Regions from separate parts of the Homo sapiens genome. Here region 1 is linked to region 2. Evidence: chromatin contacts called from ENCODE Hi-C or POLR2A ChIA-PET data. All regions are on one chromosome and are shown on one strand. Each heading gives the region's core, a stretch centred on a gene start or an enhancer-like site at or near the end of the contact. The rest is flanking DNA. Distances are from core to core; before and after follow the strand shown. Region 1 has its middle 41 kb from the start of LINC00525. Region 2 overlaps TNS3 (tensin 3).

Evidence for each region. A loop is a pair of places that touch in the nucleus more often than their neighbours do. ChIA-PET counts read pairs that join two places held with the same protein, here RNA polymerase II (POLR2A). Pooled maps may share reads with other maps.
Region 1: a loop to region 2 is called in a pooled map, with 2.3 times the contacts of the local background. The contact joins two enhancer-like sites. A Hi-C loop is called at or near these places in 1 of 168 maps with a recorded cell type or tissue (HepG2), 1 of 37 single-sample maps with no recorded cell type and 2 of 50 pooled maps. POLR2A ChIA-PET finds 5 or more read pairs at or near these places in 1 of 52 experiments (Panc1).

What each region holds. Positions count from the first base shown.
Region 1 is chr7:47,718,012-47,723,449 of GRCh38, reverse strand. No RefSeq gene overlaps it. Among named protein-coding and RNA genes, the nearest start is that of LINC00525, 41 kb to the left of the region's middle. Within about 2 kb of position 2,954, at least 3 of the 41 ENCODE cell types and tissues checked have a DNase peak (open chromatin) inside an H3K27ac peak, as active enhancers do.
Region 2 is chr7:47,442,960-47,449,126 of GRCh38, reverse strand. All of the region lies in intron 4 of TNS3 (tensin 3), which reads left to right. Among named protein-coding and RNA genes, the nearest start is that of SNORD151, 19 kb to the left of the region's middle. RefSeq lists an enhancer at 1,277-1,777. Within about 2 kb of position 4,251, at least 2 of the 41 ENCODE cell types and tissues checked have a DNase peak (open chromatin) inside an H3K27ac peak, as active enhancers do.

The DNA.
Region 1 (5,438 bases), core at 1,705-4,204, 280 kb before region 2:
AGACCCATGTCATGGAGAATAATGGAGTGACTTGAAATCAGGACTTCCATCTTGTACCTGGGAGGGCACAGAGGTGACCACAGAAGTAGCAGAAGTCAAGTCCACCCCTTGGGGCAAATGCAAACCAGCCATTGGGCTAAGAAGGTAGACGGCCATGTGTAATCCCCCTGAAATGTCACCCAGTACTCATTTCCATCTATGCGCAACTTCTGTGTTCCCAGCACAGAATAAGTAAAAAGTGGGGGAAATTAAAAATTAAATGTGGAGTTAGGAGGTCTTGGCTTCTGTGTCTCCAGCCATTGAATAGGAGAGCAGTAACGGAGTAGAAGATGATGGTTTGGAGGCAGAACCCCATGGGCTGGATGGCGGCCACAGGATGGGTTTGAAGCATAACAGGAGGTAACCACATCAACTCATTCAATCCTTTGGGGTCATCTTCAGGTCCAACTGCCAGGTGCTATGGGCTGAACTGTGTCCCTCCAAAACTCATACACTGAAGTCCAACCTCCTGGGCCCTCAGATGTGGCTGTATTTGGAGATAGGGTTTCAAAGAAGTAATTAAAGTAAAATGGGATGATTAGAGTAGGCCCTCATCCAATATGACCTGTGTCCTTATAAGAAGAGGAGATTAGGACAGAGACACACAGAGGGAGGACCATGTGGGGACGCAGGGGGAGGACCGTCATCTGGAAGCCCAGGAGAGAGGCTTCAGGGGATTCCAGCCTGACAACATCTTGATCTTTGATTTCCAGCCTTTAGGGCTGTGAGAGAGAAATGTCTGTTGTTTAAGCCACCCAGTCTGTGCTATTTTATTACAGCAGCCTGAGGTAACCGAGACATGAGGGTCAACCTTATTAACGCTTTGAAACTGAGGAAACCGAGGCTGTGAAAAGACTGAACTGGGATGGTTCCCAGATGTGTCTGGCTCCTCAGCGTCTCCTCTTCCCACCACACCACAACCACGGGAAGAGGGCACAGCACCCTTTTTCCCTGTCCCAGGTAGAAAGTCCAGAAGATAGTGAGCAGGTCTTAGGCCAAGAGGAGGTACTCAGAGCCGAGCTGAAGCCCCTCGGCAGAACTGTGTGGAGCCAAAGGAGAGTGAGGACAGCATGGCCGGAGGAGCCCAGCACACAGGCCTCCAGAGGGGGACAGGCCAACGTGAGGACAGACGCTGCTCATGGAGACTGGCCCACAGCCTGGGTGAAGGGTATCAGGGGCACAGAGTGATTCACCAAGAGCTGGAGGTAACTGGAGGGGCTGGGGAAGCACAGGTTTGGGGAACCAAGTCCAGAGAAAGAGAAAAAGCGCTAGTCTCAACAGGGAGAGAAAGTGTCCCAGGTGTGTAAGGAATGTGACAGCCTCTGTCAGCGAAGTCTGGGGTTGCTGAGCACTGGACTTGTCTGATCTGACATCAGAGTCAAAGCACCAGATGTGCTCCCCAGGAGGTTCTTCCCCCGCAGAAGCACAGACTCCCTACAGACGAAGACCCCCTCGGGCTGGCCAACTTGCGGCCGAGACCTTCCCAGGAGACTCTGACCAGTGGCCAGGGAAAAGGAGAGTTGGGGAGCAAGCAGCCCCATCACAGCCTTTCTGGAAGCAGTACCCCGTGAGAAGGGGCTCGGGGGGACACCTGTCGGCCAGGTAGAGAAGCGCAACAGGGCCATCCTGTTCTGCCCCTTGCTTCCTGCCTCCATGAAGGCCCAAAAACCCATATCTGTGTGTAAATAGGTCATGGGGTGGGGGTGGAACTGCCACTTACTCAGCACTGTCCTATGCCAGGACTGAGCATTCATTCATTCATCATCTCAATCAACACTGAGAGCCTCCTCCATGCCAGTCACTGGGAATACAGTGGGAAGCAAAAACAGGGCCCTGGCCCTACTGAGTTGGGATTCAGTGCTGCACACTTTCACACGAGTCAGAGACATTTCATCCTCACATCATCTCTGTAGAGTGGGCAGCATTAACTCGAAATTAGTAAAGAGATTCAGAGCGTTGGGCACCTTATCCATAGACACAGCATGGTGCAGGCCCCGAGGGTTCTCAACTAAAGGCCGTTTTGCCCACAAAGGGACATTTGGCAATGTGGAAGACATTTTTGGTGTCATAAGTGGATGGTGCCACTGGCATCTGGTGGGTAGAGGCCAAGGATGCTGCTAAACATCCTACGATTCCCAGGACAGGCTCCGTAGCAAAGATTTCTCCAGCTCCAAAGGTCAACAGCACTGAGATGAGGAGACACAGCTGCAGACCTCACTGGAGCTCACTCACCTCCAGTTCTGCTCACGGAGGCCCAGGATCTCCACACCCCAAGACCCTCGCAGGGGGATTGGCTTGTGGCTGCTCTGGATAAAAGGCATGAGAGGAAGTGCGTGTGTCACTTCTGGGCAGAAGTGTAAACATGCGGGTGACAGACCTCCATGGACGTTCCCCCACCATGAAGGTGAAGGTCGCTTTCTCTGGAGCTGGCCAAGCTTGGAGACAGGAGCAGCCTGCAGGGCTCGATTTCTGTACAAGGGACAGCTGCCCTGTGAAGTCACGGGCCCACAGAAGATTTTGCATATGTGAGAAATAAACAAGGACAATGTGAAACCACTGAGATTTAGTAGATGTTTCGTTACCACGGCAGAGCCCAGTCTAACCTGACAAATACACACGCTGGTGAGGACTCATGCCAACATTCAAGGCCAAGCTTCAGCCTCAGCCTCCTCACCTGCCAAAGGCATGTTGTGAGGGTCCAGTGAGATAAAGCATGTGGAGCACTCAGGATGGGAAGACAAGCCTCAAAGCCCAGGCCCTGGGCATGCTGCAGGCAGGTGGCCAGTGTCCTGGCCATCATCACCATCTGCATGCGGGGGAAGAAAGAGAGTGTGAGCTCACAGACAAGAAGGAGGCCAGGTTGTGAGACGGCCAGGCTGGGCCCTGGAGGCGTGGGAAGAAAGCAGCTTCCCCAGCCCTGCGCTGGCCCTGAGCCCTGAGTGCACGTGAAGAATGAGGTCAATCAGCCAGCATCTTCATCTTCCTGCAATGCTGCATGAATGAAAGAAATGAATTTCAAATGACTTGGACCAGTATCTAATTATTATGATTTATTAACACCAAGTACATAAAGCAGCCCCTGGACATGACATTCCCCATTCCCCCCGTGAGTCTGGGAGCCTGGCGAGCCTCCTGCTGCACCCTGAGCAATTCTTTTCATTATCAGCATTATTATTATTTATAGCAGCCCAGCCACCAGGAAGCAGGGCAATCACCAATCTCCATAAAGTTCGCAGCAAGTTCAAGGATCGGCCAGGAGGCCTTGAGGGCAGCTATGAAAATCAGAAAACAGCTTGGCAGCTGGGGAAAGGGGACCCCAGTGGCCTGAACGTCTCCAGAAGTTTTGGCCTGTCTGATCTAAGAGGCTCACTGACAGAAAGGTGAGCTGGTACAACTTCTGCACCTTCTCTTTCTTAAAAAAAAAATGTGGTAAAATACACTTAACATAAAATTTACCATTTTAACCATTGTAAGCGTACAATACAGTTCAGTGATATCTAAACACATTCACGTTATTGTGCAATCATCACCACGCTTCATCTCCAGAATGTTTTCGTTGTGCAAAATTGAAAGTCTGTCCCCATTCGACACAAACTCTCCATTCTGCGTCCCTCTAGCCCCTGGCAGCCACCACGCTACTTTCTGTCTCTATGAATTTGACCACTCTACATCTGTCACATGAATTTAGCTATTCTAGGTCCCTATTCTGGGTTCCTTAAATATCATGCAGTATCTGTCCTTTTGTGCCTGGCTATTTCCTATTTCCTGTAGCAGAATGTCCTCAAAGTTCATCCGTGTCATAGCATGTGACAGAATTCCCTTTCTTTTCAAAGGTGAATAACACTCCATTGTATGCATATACTACATTTTGCTTATCTATTCATCTGCTGGAGGACATTTGGGCTGTTTCTCCTTTGGCTACTGTGGATAATGCTGCCATGAACACAGGTATGCAAGTATCTGCTTGAGTCCCTGATTTCAATTCTTTTGCATGTATATCCAGCATGGACTCACAAGATCATATGGTAATTCTAGTTTTCATATTTTGAGAAGCTTCCATACTGTTTTCCACAGTGGACACACTATTTCATGTTCCCTGCCCCCCAACACAAGGGCTCCAATCTCTCACCACTTCTACGCCTTACTATTAGGACCTTTCGGTGATCACTATGACTGCTGGAATTCGCCATTATGGAGTACTTAACAGTGTACCCAGAACTTCCACATTCTCTCCAACTCCAAAGGTTGAGGGCGATGCTAAGCTCGTAGGAGCTTTGGAATACAATCATAGTAACACTTTCTCAGATTCAAGAAGCCGCATGTGTTCTCTAAACTTCATTCTGAATGGAGGTTGGTCAACAATGCTACATGAAGACAACATGTAATGCTTAATCACAGAGGAAGATGTGCAAATGTAAATGCTGTCATACTTGTCTATATAATAAACAGAAACCATACTCTCATCAGACACATTTCTTTGCTCAGCATATTACCTTCTCCTTCTCCCTCTGGGTTGGAAGTCACTGGCAGGATTTGAAGAGACGAATCCTGAAGAGATGTAAGGTATCTTGGTTAACTGGTGGGTTTTGGAAGCAGTGCAATCCAGCCCTGTGCCCCTAGGTGAGGCACCTTTTCCCTCAGAGATGGTTCGTCATGTGTAAATTGCGGCTGGTGACAGGATTTAATAGTCACAATAGTCGTCACTTACCAGGTGCTCCCTGGGTTTCAGGCACTTATTTTTAAAATTGAGAAAATTCACGTGTAATAAAATTTACCATTGTAAAGTGTACAATTCAGTGGCTTTTTAAAGCGTGTTTATAAACCATCATCATGATTTAATTCCAGAACATTTTCATCACCCTAGAAGAAACCCTGTACCCATTAGCAGTAATCCTGCACCCAATTCATCACCTACCCCCACCTCCTGGCAATGACAAATTAACCTACTTTCTGTCATTATGAATTTTCTTATTCTGGACACTTAATATAAATTGAATCATATTAAACATGGTCTTTTGGATCTGGCTTCATTCACCTAACATAAAGTTCTCAAGGTTTACCCACCTTGCAGCACGTGTCAATACTCCATTCCTCTTTACGGCTGAATAATATTTTATTGCACCTATATGCCACATTTTGTTGATCCAGTCATCTGCTGATGGACATGTGAGCTGTTTCCACCTTTTGGCTATTATGAATAATGCTACTAAAAACTCTCATATGCAAATTATTGTGTAAACATTTTGTTTGTTTGGTTTTTGTTTTTTGGTTTTTTGAGGCAGAGTCTTGCTCTGTCACCCAGGCTGGAGTGCAGTGGCGTGATCTCGGCTCACCACAAGCTCCACCTCCCGGGTTCACACCATTCTCCTGCCTCAGCCTCCTGAGTAGCTGGGACTACA
Region 2 (6,167 bases), core at 3,002-5,501:
GTAGAGATTCTGTACAGTTTAACTGGATGTATCGGCAACATACAGTGCAAGGCTCAGGGACAATCTGCAGTGAGCAAGGCTGGCTTGTTAGTCTCAGGCAGGCATTGGACATTTTTGTCTTTATTCTGTGAACAGTCTCACAAGGGAGACATCATTGTCCCGCTCCACAGATGGGGTCACTGAGGCTCATGAGTGCCCTGGCCCAAGATTCTGCAGCTGGCAGGTGGTGTGGGACTCACACCCAGGTCTGTCTGATTTCAGATTTCATTACTATACTGTGAGGTTTTGGAAACTGTTGATTTGTTCAAACAAGCAGTCGAAGGACATAGGTTAAAAAAGAACCAAATTCTGGCTGGGAGCGGTGGCTTACGCCTGCAATCCCAGCATTGGAAGCCGAGGTGGGTGGATTGCCTGAGGTCAGGAGTTCGAGAGCAGCCTGGCCAACATGGTGAAGCCCTGTCTCTACTAAAAATACAAAAATTAGCCAGGTGTGTTGGTGGGTGCTTATAATCCTAGCTACTCGGGAGGCTGAAGCAGGACAATCGCTTGAACCCAGGAGGCAGAGGTTGCAGTGAGCCGAGATCGTGCCACTCCATTCCAGCCTGGGTGGCAGAGTGAGACTCTGTCTCAAAAAAAAAAAAAAAAAAAAATCGAATTCCCACCAGAGTTGGGCTCTCATTGATTACAAGCTTGTCTCGAAATTAACCTTCCTGTCAGGTGGGGGCTCCCAGATCCTCAGCTGTGGAGAGGAACATCAAACCAGCTGGGATCCCACCCCACCTGGGGAGGATCCCATGTCTCCCTGGGACGTCGTGGACTTCAAGGAAGTTTTGTTGCAGAGGGAATGGGGCCTGTGTCTTTCACTCTTCCCTCCTCCCTGTGCTCCCCCTCTGCATGCCCCACATGGGTGAGTGCAGAGGAGGCTGCTGGCTTTCTGGTGAGTGTGCTTACTCCTGCCCGGGTGGTGGCCATGGTGTTGATGTGACAGCCAAGGGAGCAGCTCCAGGGATGGCTGCTCTGGAAATGTGCTTTGGCAGTGGCCTTGGGGAATCTCCAGTGGCCCTTTCAGTCCCAGCAGTCCACAGCCTCCCCTCCTTCTGCCAGGGCCCCCAGCCTCCTGCTGTCTTCTCTGCCTTCTTTAGGTGGATGTGCTTGGCTCTTCCCTTGTTCTGCTCCCAGATGTGCAGAAAGACTCTTTGAAGCTCAGGTCTTCCTTCTGATCAGGGCTGTCCTCCTGAGCAAGAAGCCGCAGTTCACAGTGGAAAGCATGGTTCTCATAGAGATACTAGAGCGAGCATCATCACATGTTCTAGAGTTGTCCGCTGGTCTTGGCAAATGGCGCGTGGTGGGGTGGGGCGCTGTGGGATGGGATGAGGCTTTAGGGTAGGGTCTTTAGGGTGAAGCCTAGGGTGTGCTAGGATAGCGCACTGCAGGATGGCGCCCTGCAGGAGGGCACAGCGGGACTGAGAACTGTAGGGTCACTGCAGGACCATGTGCCATAGGGCCACTGTGAAAAGCAGGTTTGCCCTAGTGTGCCATGCGTGGATTGCTAACTCCAAGGTGAGGTCGGGACATGAGCGCACAGTCCTGGAAAGAGGAGGGAGATGAGGCCTAGGCGAGTGGAGGACCTTTCCTGAGGCTGCAGGTGCCAAGCGGTGGACCCTTAACTTGGACCCAGACTGCCTGATGTGGAGCCTGTGTGCTTTGCCATAAGGCTAGGCTACTTTCTCCCAAAAGAGGTGTTTTTGCCTTCCTGCCGCTTAGTCTGCTCTCGCCCACTGCTGTGACACACTAGGAAGTGCTCTGTCCTGGGCAACAGAGCAAGACTCCATCTCAAAAACAAACAAACAAACAAACAAACAAACAAACAAACAAACATATGTGGAACCAGAATGACCCTCCAGGCAGTGCATCTAATTTTTTATCTGAGGAATGCCTCTCCTCACTTTTCACTCACTGACTCAGGGAGTCCAGGACTGGGATGACCTCCAAGTGTTTGATCCACAGCTGTCATTTTACCGGAAGAGAAAGGGAGTTTAGTGACCTCATTGACCTCATTGAGCCCATGGGGCCAGTTTGTCACGTGGCCAGGATGAGCTCCAGGACCTGTAGAAGGAAAATGCTTCTAAAGAGCAGTCTGGCCGGGCACGGAAGCTCATGCCTGTGATCCCAGCACTCTGGGAGACCGAGGCCAGTGGATTGCTTGAGCGTCAGAGCAGCCTGGACAACATGGCGAGACCCCCATCTCTACAAAAAAAAAACAAAAATTAGCCGTATTTGGTGGTACATGCATGTAGTCCCAGCTACTTGAGAGGATGAGGTGGGAGGATGATCTGAGCCCGAGAAGTCACTGAGAGGCTGCAGTCAGCCGTGATCATGCCACTGCACTCCAGCCTGGGCGACAGTGAGACTCAAAAAAAAAAAAAAAAAAAAAAAAAGGCAGCCTGGAACAGGGCGGTCTTTGCAGGCTTACCTTTTGCAGGTTTAACCTTAACCACAGATTCTACCTGGGCCTCCCTTTTCTCTTTCTCTTATTTGGGTGTTGAAGGCTGTGATAAGAGCATGCCAACAGGGACACAGGTGAGGGAGGCATGGGCTGGGCAGAGGCTGGGTGGGAGGCTTTGCTGTCTGGGTTTTTTCACCCTGGAAAACAAGAGAACAAAAGAAGCAACTTGTGTTTCTATCTCATGGAAACTCTAATCACTAAGGGCTTGGATTTGATTGACATTGGCGATAGGGTCCACAAGGAAACCACAGCTTGGGAAGGCTTCTGAGGACGTGAGCAGGCAGCTCTCTTTTCAAAACACCTAGAGAGTGGAACCTTGCCTCTATTAAAAATACAAAAAAATTAGCTGGGCATGGTAGCAGGCACCTGTAGTCCCAGCTACTTGGGAGGCTGAGGCAGGAGAATGGCATGAACCTGGGAGGTGGAGCTTGCAGTGAGCTGAGATCGTGCCACTGCACTCCAGCCTGTGCAACAGCAAGACTCTATCTCAAAACAAAACAAAACAAAAGAAAAAAACACCTAGAGAGTGAGTTTGCAACACAGATTTGCAGGACTGGTGCCTACAAGTAGAGAGAGTTTTTTAAACCTTATATGAGGTTAGGATTTCGGGTTTCTCAGGAGCCAGGTTTAATATAACCTATAGCAAGTTAGTTTCTCAGTCATCCTTCAGTCATGAAATGCATTATGGTGCACACACAGGGTTTAGATTTGTGCAACCCAAGTGTAGGTGTATTGTTTACTTTCAAATAAAGACTTACAGTGACATTGTATCCCTGAGTCTCCTCTTGACAAGCACAGTATTTCAGAAACTCTTGGCGGCAGTTCCAGTTCAGTATGGGGCCTGGTTCTCATTTTAGTCCAAGTCAAAGCAGCTGAGGGGGTTCTACCCCAGTGTGTCAGGGGGACCTGTCATAGGCATGTCCTCTACTTGGTTCCAGATTTAACCCCTGAATGATTCAGGGGGATTTTAGTCACATGAGATCTCAGACGCTGACTTGGAAGTGATGGAAGGGCCATAGTTTCTCTGCCCTTTTTGGCACGGGGCTAGAACAGCTCCCCCAAGCAAGAGTCTTTTATCCTCACTGATGTTCATGTGATTCAGGGGCAGCCTGTGCAGGAGAGGGTGTGGACCACCTGAAAGCCAGGAGATGGAAGGAGAACAGAGTTTTGGTGTCAGAAGGTGCTACTGCAGCTTAACTGTGGGATTCCAACACGTCCGCCCACCAAATCCTCATTTCCTCATCACCATCCCTATGTTACCAACCTGTAACATGTAACATAGGGGTGGTGATGTCTGCTTACTGGGGTTTCTGCTGGGCTCCGTGCAATGCTCTTCAGGGTTGTGCTATGGAAGCTGCTGAGCACCACATGCCTTGGAGGTGGCCAGACCTGTGTTTGCACATCTGGAGGCATGAGGTGGACAGATGCGGGTCTGGGGCTGGGGATTTGAGTGGGTGTCAAGCTGTCTGTGTTTTTGGAGGGTGGCCCTGAGCTGTGCTGGGTTTCTCGCCTCGATTTTAAGTGGATGTAGACTTACATAGAAAATTGGGTATGTTGGGGGACGGGCTGAATTCCTCCTTCCTGCCCCTCTTCCCAATACAGAGGTTAAGGAAGGGGTGTCTCTGGGCAATGCTGGGACACTTTACAGGAACCCTGCATTTCCGAACACTTCATGTAAGCAACTTTGTGCAATTCAACACTTTCTGACTTTTCACCAGCTCAGGTGCTGGGGCCTCCCTGTGGTGATAGCACAGATTACAGTTTCCTCCATTGGCCTTGACCTTAGAAATTATATAACTATTGGTTTAAAAGGTTTTTTTTGTTTGTTTTTTTGGCAGTGGTTGCAATTTGTATGGTTTCGGGGTTTGAACATTGGAGTTACTGTATCGAGGCCTATAATGCTGAATTGGATTCAGAGACTATTGGATTGAGAAGATCCCGTGGGTCTGTCTGACCTGCCCTTCTCACTCTGCAGCTGAGGAAATGGGCCCTGGGTTCCGTCAGGGACAGCAGAGTCCTCATGCCTTCTGGGACCCTTCCCTCCTTCCCTCCTGCCGTCAGGGCCCCGCCTGAGGGACGGTGACACTCCTACCCCATCACGTTGGTGCCGGCAGTGAGCAGTCACGTATTTGTGTGGTTGTCATCTTGGAATGATGTGTCATGTGAGAGTTAAATAGTTTTGCCCCATGAGTTATATAATGCTGTTTATATGTTAAGTTGCGTGCCAGTCTTTCACGGTCAAATGATAAGCGTGACATAGGGTCTGAAGCGACAGCCCACTTGTAGGAACTGGGCCAGTGTACTCCAGCATGGCATTGCAATGGGAGTCACTGTATTTTGGATGCGTGGTCTGGTGAAGATGTGGGACACATATAGTCAGATCCTGGTGGGTTCATGTAAGACCCAGGACCATGGTCGATCAAACTCCTTGCTGTTCTCCCCTGAGATGTTGGCTTATTGAATACTTTTTTGAATTAAATGGGACCCTGGTTAAGCTGAGTTTCCCCATAATGAGATTGGCTCTATTAGGATTGCATCTGAGCTGCTTGAATTTGAGTGTTACATGTACAGATTGTATGAATTAACCTAAACGGGTTTTTGATGTATCATTTCCTTACCTTTTCGGAGACTTCATTTTAGTGCATTCAGTTTACTCTGGGATTGTATTCTAAATACTTTTTTTTTGTTGTTTATTTGTTTGGGACAGAGTCTTGCTCTGTTGCCCAGGCTGGAGTGCAGTGGCACGATCTTGGCTCACTGCAACCTCCTCCTCCCAGGTTCAAGTGATTCTTGTGCCTCAGCCTCCCGAGTAGCTAGGATTACAGGTGTGCGCCACCACGCAGGCTAATTTTTGTATTTTTAGTAGAGACGTGGTTTCACCATGTTGGCCAGGGTGGTCTTGAACTCCTGGCTTCAAGTGATCTGCCCGCCTCGGCCTCTCAAAGTGCTGGGATTACAGGTGTGAGCCACTGTGCCCGGCCGTATTCTAAATACTTTTTATACACACTGACAAGTTGTCCTCTGAAATCTTGCATCTGTTTATATTTCATCAAAACTTTAAAAAATGTTTTCAAGATTTTTATTTTTGCTGCTCTACTAGGCAAAAGAGTAGTCTTCTGTTTTGTAGCTGTCTAGTCTGAGCTGTGAAAGGCTTTGGGTTAGGGCTTTGAGAAGATCAGAGGAACATGTTTGGAGCCTCCTGCAGCTTTGTGGGCATAGGGGATGAGCAGGGGGTGCAGCTCAGATGTCAGGGGTGGGCGGGGTCTGGAGACCACGGGACTTCACTTGACCAGGTCTGCCCAGCACGGGCAGTGGCCATGCGGTGCCAGGCTGGATTCCAAGCCATTGACAGAATTACCTCAGTGAATCCCTGGACAGCTCCATGAGACTGGCCCTGTCTGTTACTATTCTCACTTCAAAAGGCAGGAGACAAAGAAGTGGAGTGGCCAAGGGGCTTTCCCGGGAAAAACAATGAGGAGGTGGACCCAGGGCTGAGCTCACCGGCACCTTGGTGTAGAACTGAAGAGCACGCCCCTAGATCCTGCCCCTGTCTTGGGAGGCTGAGACGATGATCTCTGTGGTTTTGGAATTGGCGCTAGGCTTTGCATTGGTATGATTTCAGGAAAACATCTGTATTGTTGGTCTCCGAAATATACATAGA